2 separate regions of the Homo sapiens genome follow, and region 2 is linked to region 1. A link is a contact called in ENCODE Hi-C data. All regions are on one chromosome and are shown on one strand. The core of a region is the stretch at or near the end of the contact, and the rest is flanking DNA. Distances in the headings are between cores, read along the strand shown. Region 1 has its middle 23 kb from the start of LINC02997. Region 2 has its middle 160 kb from the start of LINC02219.

Region 1 (4,611 bases), core at 142-2,641:
AAGGATCCTAAGAAGCAGGCGAAAAGCCAGGAGAGTATTAGCGCCCAGAAGCCAAAGGAAGAGAATGTATCAAGGAATGTGTGGTTAAATTCAAAAGCTGCTGAAAGGTCGGATAAGATAAGGAATAAAAAACATTCATTGGATCTAGAAAGATGTAGGTCACTGGTGACCACAGCAGAAGATGAGAAAAAAATGATGGCGCTAGAATTCATATCGGAGTGGACTGGAGAGTAAGTGAGAGGTGAGGAAATGAAGCCAGTGAAACTAGACAACTCTTTCTACTACTTTGGCTATGAAAGGGCATGAGAGCAATAGGGAAGAAATGAATTGAGATGAGGAAGAGAATATTTTTGATTTTTGCTTGCTTTCTTTCTATTTTTGCAATGTGAGAGACTAGATTGTGTCTAAAAATATTATTCCAATATTTTGAAAGGAGATTACTGGGTGTACTTTCAGTACAGTGCTAGGGTGCACTTTTTACAACAATTTACAACTCTGTAACAGCCAACATGGACATTTTTATTACTAGAAACATAAATAAATTTAATCCAGAGTAAATAGACTAACAGTGTGAACCAACGGACCTGCTGGACATTAACCAGTGTTGTGCCTAACCCAGAAATTATATCCTAACATTTCTTTGTTGAATTGACTATATATGTCACGTTTCCAGTGCTTTTTGGGCTGGTTTTACTGTTTTACCTGCCCCCTCCATTATTTAATGAATTAAATAAAATCATTGTCATGTGCTTGTTTTGCATTTGCCTGAGAATCATGATTTTTACCATTGTAAAAACTATACTTTCATACTTGCCAAACCAATTTTAAGAAGGAAGTGGAGAGATCAGATCAAGCACCAGCTTCATGAAAATGAAAGAAACATATTCAGAAAAATGCAGGCTGCAGAACAATATAAAGAAGAAGGAAGTAGGCAACAGTAGAGCTGAGAAAATCCTAGGAAGGACACGAACTTTCAAAACATAAAGCCATAACTATTTAGGGTTTTAAGTTTGAGGCCTACAGAATTTGCACTATGAGTTCATAAACAATTTCTGGTCAATACTTATTTTAAGTGAATAAACTAGAAAAGATAGAGACTTTTACTCAGAGAGTGAAAGCTGAGTATTGTAAGGGGCTTTTGGATGCATTTGTGAATGGGAATCCAAATGCAATGGATTGGTTTAACTGGTAATATCTTTACATTTCCAAATTCAGATGTTTACTTCTGGGCAGAGTTCAACAAGCATCATCAGAGCATCTCACTAGTTTTGGTGCCTTACCACCTCTTCACGGCTGCTCACCCGGCACTAATGTAGATGATGTTCCACACAGCCCAGGAAAGAAGTGGTCATTATGGAAATAAGCACATGTGGTTAAAGACAGCAGCACACTCTGCCCCGAGCTCCCAAAATAAACTTGCTTACATAATATACAAAAACCTCCCAATCACTCCCTTGAGTTCCCTTGGCAGAACAGCCCATTTCCACCAAGAGGAACTATTCCATTATCCACGATAAGGACTCTACTCACTAACATTTTTGTCACTCTTACAATAAGGCTTTTTGAACTTTTATCAGAAAGGTCTTTGCTGGCCCCTTTTGCTGCACAGAAATGGTAGTTAAGGGCATCAAACTGGCTCAGCAAAAATAAAACATTAATCAACAGTAACCTTCTGTTTTATCTGTTTTCCTACCCAAGGCCTGATTATCTCGTGAACAGTCCATTCTAAGAAGTCATTGTGACACTGCTTATTTGAGCAATATGTTTATTCAGAGTTGCTCACCTCTTACGGTGATCTTCACAGTGTAAATTTGTTTGAAGCAGGGATCTGACTGTTCCCAAATTTTGCCTAGTGCAGTGCTTTTTCAAACAGAAAACAAAATTCATGTATTTTGATCACAGGGATAATACTGATAATGATGACGAGAAGGCACAAAGGCCTGTGGGGAATGTTCTGAGGCAGCACAGAGCAGCAGAATGTTCATAACTATGGCTAGTTCCATGGCACAGTTACAGAAGCAGCATCAGAAACGATCGATTGGTTTTGGCACCGCTCACCTGGAAGACAGGCTCTAGCTGACTAAATTTCTATGCATTACAAATGACTGGTTAGCAAAGAAATGTGGTTACAATGTCTGACTCATTAAAAGGAGAGAGAAAGAGAACACTTTCTCACTGGCTTTTTTTTCTATGTAGAATTCATATGTCCTTACTATACTTTATCACTTGCTCTCCTTATTTGTGATAAATATAAGAAGGTCAAATTGTTACCTGTCTTGCTACATAGTATTAAGAGGGGAAAAAGCCCTGGTGGACACCTTTTGCTGCAGCCAACAACATGCCCATTACCCCATCCTACAGAGCAGTTAGAGGGAGGAAGAAATGCTTCAGTGCAGTTGACTGTTCCTCCAAGGATGTGCAAGACCATAGGCAGGAAATAGGATCCAAAACATTTTTATTTGCTGCAGAAGAAATGGCTCATGATCAGTCCATCATGTTTTGCCAGGCAAAGCTCCAATCACCTCCTACAACTGGGGCAAAGCAAGGAGGGGAGCAAGCACAGAGAAGGAAAGTGTAAGGAGATGGCCTGAGGGCTCATTTCCACTCCTGTCCCAGAGCCCCCTTGGTAAAAAACAGAACAATGGCCACCATTTATGAACATTTAACATGTGCCAGACTCTGAGCTAAGTACTTTCAGTATACCAGCTAATTTAATCCTTCCAACACCCATTATGAGGTAGGTATAATTAACTACTCTTTACTCTTTCAGAAACTGAGCCTTTAAGACATTAAATAACTTGCCTCAAAGCATACAACTGCCAGGTGTTGGAGTCAAATCCCAGGCCCATCTGACTCTACAACCTTACCCTCAATCATTATGTTATGTTAATGCCATAGAAAACTAGACGTCATTAAGCCTCCTCTAGTCTAACCTTTTACTGAGTGCACAAATTCCCTTGATAACATCCCAAACACATGGCCATCTATGGCTCTGTAACCTCCGCTAAAGGAGCAGTACTGCATAGCCTGGCATTTCTCGAACTGGTACCTGAATCCTCAAAGCAGATAGATTCTTAACACCCATTTGTACCCAGAGGACATTCAAAGCCATAGTCTAACCATGCCCCCTCTCCTAGAGGGTCAATTATACTTAAAGAGATGGAGGAGCAATTATATTTTTTATTAAAACAAACAATACAGCTAAGTCCTCACTTAGTGAAATGCCAAAAAACAAAACCAATTTTATTGTAGGCTAATTGATATAAATAACAGTAATGGCCTATTTCCGTTCACAAAAACATCACCAAACTTCTAAAGAAAAACCAAAACACTTCTAATATTTAACACTGAAATAAATGTGAGCTATATGTACATTTAAGAAAGATTAATAAAAACAAGAAAATCATTATTTACCCACTGCCTCAGAGTCCCCACTGCCTCAGAGTCCCCACAAGGAAAATGCCTGGTGGAGGCCGCAGAAGCAGGGCCACCCACCCTCCAGACCCTAGAATATTAGAGCCACCAGCAGTGCGCAACCTCAGCGTGGAGAAGCTGCAGGCATTTGACTGCAACTCACAAGAGCAGCCAAGTGGGCCGAGCCTGCGAAGCCACAGAGGCAGGGCTTCCTCGGCCTTGGGAACCCACCTCTCACCGGTGTGCCCAGGATGTAGGACATGGAGTCAAAGGAGTTCATTTCTGGAGCTCTAAGACTTACTGTCGCAAGATGGCCGAATAGGAACAGCTCAGGTCTACAGCTCCCAGCGTGAGCGACGCAGAAGACGAGTGATTTCTGCATTTCCATCTGAGGTACCGGGTTCATCTCACTAGGGAGGGCCAGACAGTGGGCGCAGGTCAGTGGGTGCGCTCACCGTGCACAAGCCAAAGCAGGGCGAGGCATTGCCTCACTTGGGAAGCGCAAGGGGTCAGCGAGTTCCCTTTCTGAGTCAAAGAAAGGGGTGACAGACGGCACCTGGAAAATCGGGTCACTCCCACCCGAATACTGCGCTTTTCCGACGGGCTTAAAAAACGGCGCACCACGAGATTACATCCCACACCTGGCTCGGAGGGTCCTACGCCCACGGAGTCTCGCTGATTGCTAGCACAGCAGTCTGAGATCAAACTGCAAGGCGGCAGCGAGGCTGGGGGAGGGGCGCCCGCCATTGCCCAGGCTTGATTAGGTAAACAAAGCAGCTGGGAAGCTCCAACTGGGTGGAGCCCACCACAGCTCAAGGGGGCCTGCCTGCCTCTGTAGGCTCCACCTCTGGGGGCAGGGCACAGACAAACAAAAAGACAGCAGTAACCTCTGCAGACTTAAATGTCCCTGTCTGACAGCTTTGAAGAGAGCAGTGGTTCTCCCAGCACGCAGCTGGAGATCTGAGAACAGGCAGACTGCCTCCTTAAGTGGGTCCCTGACCCCTGACCCCCGAGCAGCCTAACTGGGAGGCACCCCCCAGCAGGGGCACACTGACACCTCACACGGCAGGGTACTCCAACAGACCTGCAGCTGAGGGTCCTGTCTGTTAGAAGGAAAACTAACAAACAGAAAGGACAGCCACACCAAAAACCCATCTGAACATCACCATCATCAAAGACCAAAAGTAGATAAAACCA
Region 2 (4,403 bases), core at 947-3,446, 210 kb after region 1:
TACTTAATATTTGCTGCTATAACAAAATACCTGAGACTGGGTAGTTTATAAAGAACAAAAATTTATTCCTCACGGTTCTGGAGGCTGAGAAGTCCAAGATCATAGCACCAACATCTGGTAAGGACTTCTTACAGTGTCCTCACATGGCAGAAGAGCAGAAGAGAGCAAACCCAACCCCACAAGCCCTTTAGATCGTGGCATTAATCCATTAATGAGGGCAGAGCCCTCATGACCTAAACACCTCTTACTAGGCCCCACCTCCCAACACAGTTGCATTGGAAATTAAGTTTCCAACACATAAATTTGGGGTGACATATTCAGATCATAGCAATGTGTGTAGCCATGTCTAAGAAGAAGAAAAATATATATATACATATAATAATTAAAATATATATATATAATTACTATCTGAAAGCCACCTGCAATTTGTAACTGTTGCTCAAGAATGTGCTTTTGGAGGAAGTTGACGCTTTTGTCTGTGAAGAGCATTTCAAGGGGGATTTCATTATCCAAAGGAAAAGGCCAAATCCCATTTCACAACTAAGACATTTTGGAGAATGAGGAGCTAGACTTCTATGCACAATAATTAAGACATTAAGACAGGTCTGGGACATTAAGACAGGTTGAGGGAAACTTGGCCTAAGTCTAGTGAGTACAGAGTTGAGGGAGTGGGGACAGCCCCTGACCAGGGTAGCAGACTGGGGCTCAGGAGGAAGCAACCAATCACTGATCCTTTGTGAAGGAGCTTGGTTTGTGTTTCCAGGAGTAGGAATGTCTGATATATAGTCTGAATTTTCCATCTTGGCATTGTAATTGTCTTCTGTTATTCTCAAGCTATTTGTAAAGTTTTATCATACATTAAAAATTGGTAGGTAGTAACCATGCTTTCTGAGAAAAGGAGAAGAGTATTTGTTCATACCAAGAGTGCCTCAGGGTGGGGAGAAGCCAGAGGGCATTACAGAAATCAAAAAGTGTGAAGAGAAATGCCTGAAAGAGAAGTCTAATGTGAGAGATGACAAAAGCCAGATCAGAGGACTGAGGGTGCATTTTCTAGCAAGCACAAGATTACTAAGAAAGGGGAAACTCAGGAAGATGAGAACCTGTGGAATGGAGCATCGGGTTACATTTGTTGAGCATTTAAAAGAAACCCCAAAGGCAAGAGAATTTGGGAACTTTATGAGCACATATGTAACACTCTGGACACATAGTAGACACTCAATACATGTTCATTACCTTCCCTTCTTCCTTCTTCTTTATTTACATGATAAAATCATAAGAAAAAAATCAAAGATGTGAGAAAATATTCACCCGTCAAGGTAACGTGGAGCTACCAGAGTTAATTTGGATACAAGGCAATGTCAATTCACAATGTTTATAGAAATTTTCAAGGATTCTTGCTTCCTAACTTTCATTTTGCTGCCCCATGCAAATCCTTTTTTTCTTTTTGATACGTAAGAGTCAGTGTCCAAACATCCTTTTCTTTGTCCCTGTTCAGGCTTCAAGTGAATTCTCACTGGTCAATCACTTCAACATCTCAGCTCAGTTCCGGTTCCTGGTTGTAAATGTCCTCCCTCCACATAATTAAGCATTATATTTGATGACTTGCCTGGTCTTATCTCTAAGACCAATCTTGCTTTTTAAATACAGGATAGCCTGACCATATGACCTGTATCCAAAGAATACTTCAGTAAACACAACCATACAGCTAATGTGCCAATAACACTATTATCGGGGTGGTGGTTCCGATAGAGTGTAGTGAAAATTATATTTTCTTTCCCGGTGCTTCCCTTGGCTCTTTATCCTTCATTTAAATGTTTCTCAGTGAAGCAGCACAAAATTTGGTTTCTCTCCTTTCCAGTATTTCTTTTTCTGCTCCCTTTGGTTGTGAGTTACCATTTACAGGTAAGACTGGAGATGGAGTTTGGCTATAGTTGCATAATTTCATCTGTTTAGCCTCATCACGAAGCATGCTGGAAAGATCTTAAACGTGGTGCACATTTTGCAGGCTAGTAAATACCTTGTGGTACTTTAATTTACTTTATAGCTTTTTTCCAAGCCTGGTGCTTGTCTGCAAGGGAAGAGTCAGCTCTTCCTCTAAGTGACGGAAATAAGCCATTCTCAAGTAGAAGGAATGCATATTTAAATTTATGATAGCTGAACTTGGCTGCAACAGCCACATTCTTGTTCTGCTTGGAGCTTGGCAGGCCACCTAATACTTGTGCTTGGTCTGTAGACGAAGGAACTCTTTATTTTTCTTTGTTGGGATCTTACAAAGCTCAAAAATATATTTTCATTTGAGACTTTGATAGACCATACAAAGATGATGTGAACAGTCAAGTTTTGCCCAGCCTGACAAACCAGTGAAAAGAATGTATTTACAGTTTGTTTATGTTTCACTGCCATAAGACCGTCAAACATTTTCTTTATACAGAGGCTGATTTACAGTCAAACTCTAACAGCAAATTATTTTATTCTAGACTATCTGTTCAATTGGTTCAGTATAGAAGTCTGGTTTTAACAGAAATAATGTTTTTAAAAGCATATAGGCCCACAGTATAAGTGGTCTAGTTTAAAATCCAGAGATATTGCATTTATTTGGCTCAAGTCCACATCCTAAATCCTGGGGCAGAGTAGTGAATTAAACCAATCTTTCCTTCCATCTACCTCCACATATTCAAACACACTCACAAGAATGTTATCACAACATATCAGGAGGAAATTTTATTATAAGAAACACATGAGTCATCAGTATTCTGCAACCTGTCAAGATAGACTGTTTTTTAGACTTTAACTCATTTAATAAGTAGTCATTTAAACATCTATTATGTACCAGATTCTGGAGATACATGTAGTAGCAAGCCAAAAGACAAATTTTGTATAATCCTGGAGCATTCTACAGGGAGGGCAGGGAGTGGGTGTGAAGCAGGAAGGCAATAATCAGATGACTATGTAATATAAAGTTAGCTAGCGGTTACAGCTTGGAAGAAAAGTTAGTTTCCACAAGAATCAAATGGGCACTTGTTTAAAATGCAGATACGTGAGTCCACCCACACTGAACTGGAGTATTCATTCTAACACCTCACACTGTAACCTGGAAAGTGTCTCCAATGCTACTTCCAGTTTGGTGGAAGTCTGGTTCATCTAGACAGCCCTGGCAAGGGAAAGTAAAGCACCGTCCATTGCAGCCTGCCCTCCACATGGTCATCTATGCTTAGTGGGTAATGATTAGTCCGAACTGATGATCAACCAGTAGACTTTCTACCAGCCCCAGGCAGCTGCAGCTCTGTCTGAGACAGCAAATGCCTCTGGAAGTTAACTATGCCCTGTGCCCACTCATAAGGTTGCTATAGGCAGGGGTCACTTTAAAGAGAAGAAAGCAGAAGATGTTAGAGAGAAGCATTTATTATAGGAGGTGGGGAGGTGGGAAAGGTCAGTTAGATTCTCCTCCTAATAACACATGACCCAGATGTCCCAGATATCAGATCTATCCCAATCAAATGACAAGGTTTCTTGAAAGGGAAAGTAAATAGCCTGATCCATTATGTGAGCCTCAAATGGTATATGAATGTGCGAGCAAGACAGAAAGAGAGAGAGAGTAAAAACTACAGAGCCTCTTTAAGAGGGAGCAGCTTGTATCCTTAGAAGGACCACTGAGGTCAACAACAGGAAGAGTGAGAAGCTTAAACTTTTTATTTTTTGAGACAGGGTCTTGCTTTGTTGCCCAGGCTCAAGTATAGTAGCACCATCATGGCTCACTGCAGACTTGACCTCCTAAGCTATCCTCCCACCTCAGCCCCCCAGGTAGCTGGGACTGCAGGCGTGCACTACCACGCCCAGCTAATTTTTGAATTTTTTATAGTGATTAGGTCTTGCTGTTGCCCAGGCTGGTCTCAAAATCCTGAGCTCAAGCAATCCTCCCACCTTGGCCTCCCAAAGTGCTAGGATTACAGGCATGAGCCACCACACTCACCAGTACCTTCATGCATGCTCTTATAACTTACATGTGAACAAATGAAAACGGTATCTGTAATTTCTTAGATAAGTCAATTCTGGAGGGAACTTTAAACAACATCCACCCCATATACAAGCAAGGAAAACAAGGACTAGAGGGGTGAATGATGTCTCCAAGGGTTCAAGACAAGTTGAAGCAAAAGCCCGTGGAGCATGTGGCCTCCTAGTACTAACTAGTCCATTTCAGATGTTAAAGGTAAATGTTATAGTTTACCCTATATAGCCCTTTTTAAAAAAATCTAAGTTTTTATCAGAAATAACTGAATTCAGATGAACTGTACTAACAGTTTATTAAATGGATACCTCAAAAGAGCCTTAACTAAGGTTAACTCAAATGTACCTAGTGAGTTGAGTGAGGATTCTCCTGACATAGGATGAAGATCTGGGTCAAT

What was found. A loop is a pair of places that touch in the nucleus more often than their neighbours do. Pooled maps may share reads with other maps.
Region 2: a pooled map of heart left ventricle shows a loop between it and region 1 (2.0-fold over the local background). The contact joins two enhancer-like sites. A Hi-C loop is called at or near these places in 1 of 168 maps with a recorded cell type or tissue (Right ventricle myocardium inferior) and 2 of 50 pooled maps.

The regions. Positions count from the first base shown.
Region 1 is chr5:67,814,225-67,818,835 of GRCh38, forward strand. No RefSeq gene overlaps it. Among named protein-coding and RNA genes, the nearest start is that of LINC02997, 23 kb to the left of the region's middle. RefSeq lists an enhancer at 3,795-4,493. Within about 2 kb of position 1,392, at least 10 of the 41 ENCODE cell types and tissues checked have a DNase peak (open chromatin) inside an H3K27ac peak, as active enhancers do.
Region 2 is chr5:68,025,621-68,030,023 of GRCh38, forward strand. No RefSeq gene overlaps it. Among named protein-coding and RNA genes, the nearest start is that of LINC02219, 160 kb to the right of the region's middle. Within about 2 kb of position 2,197, at least 6 of the 41 ENCODE cell types and tissues checked have a DNase peak (open chromatin) inside an H3K27ac peak, as active enhancers do.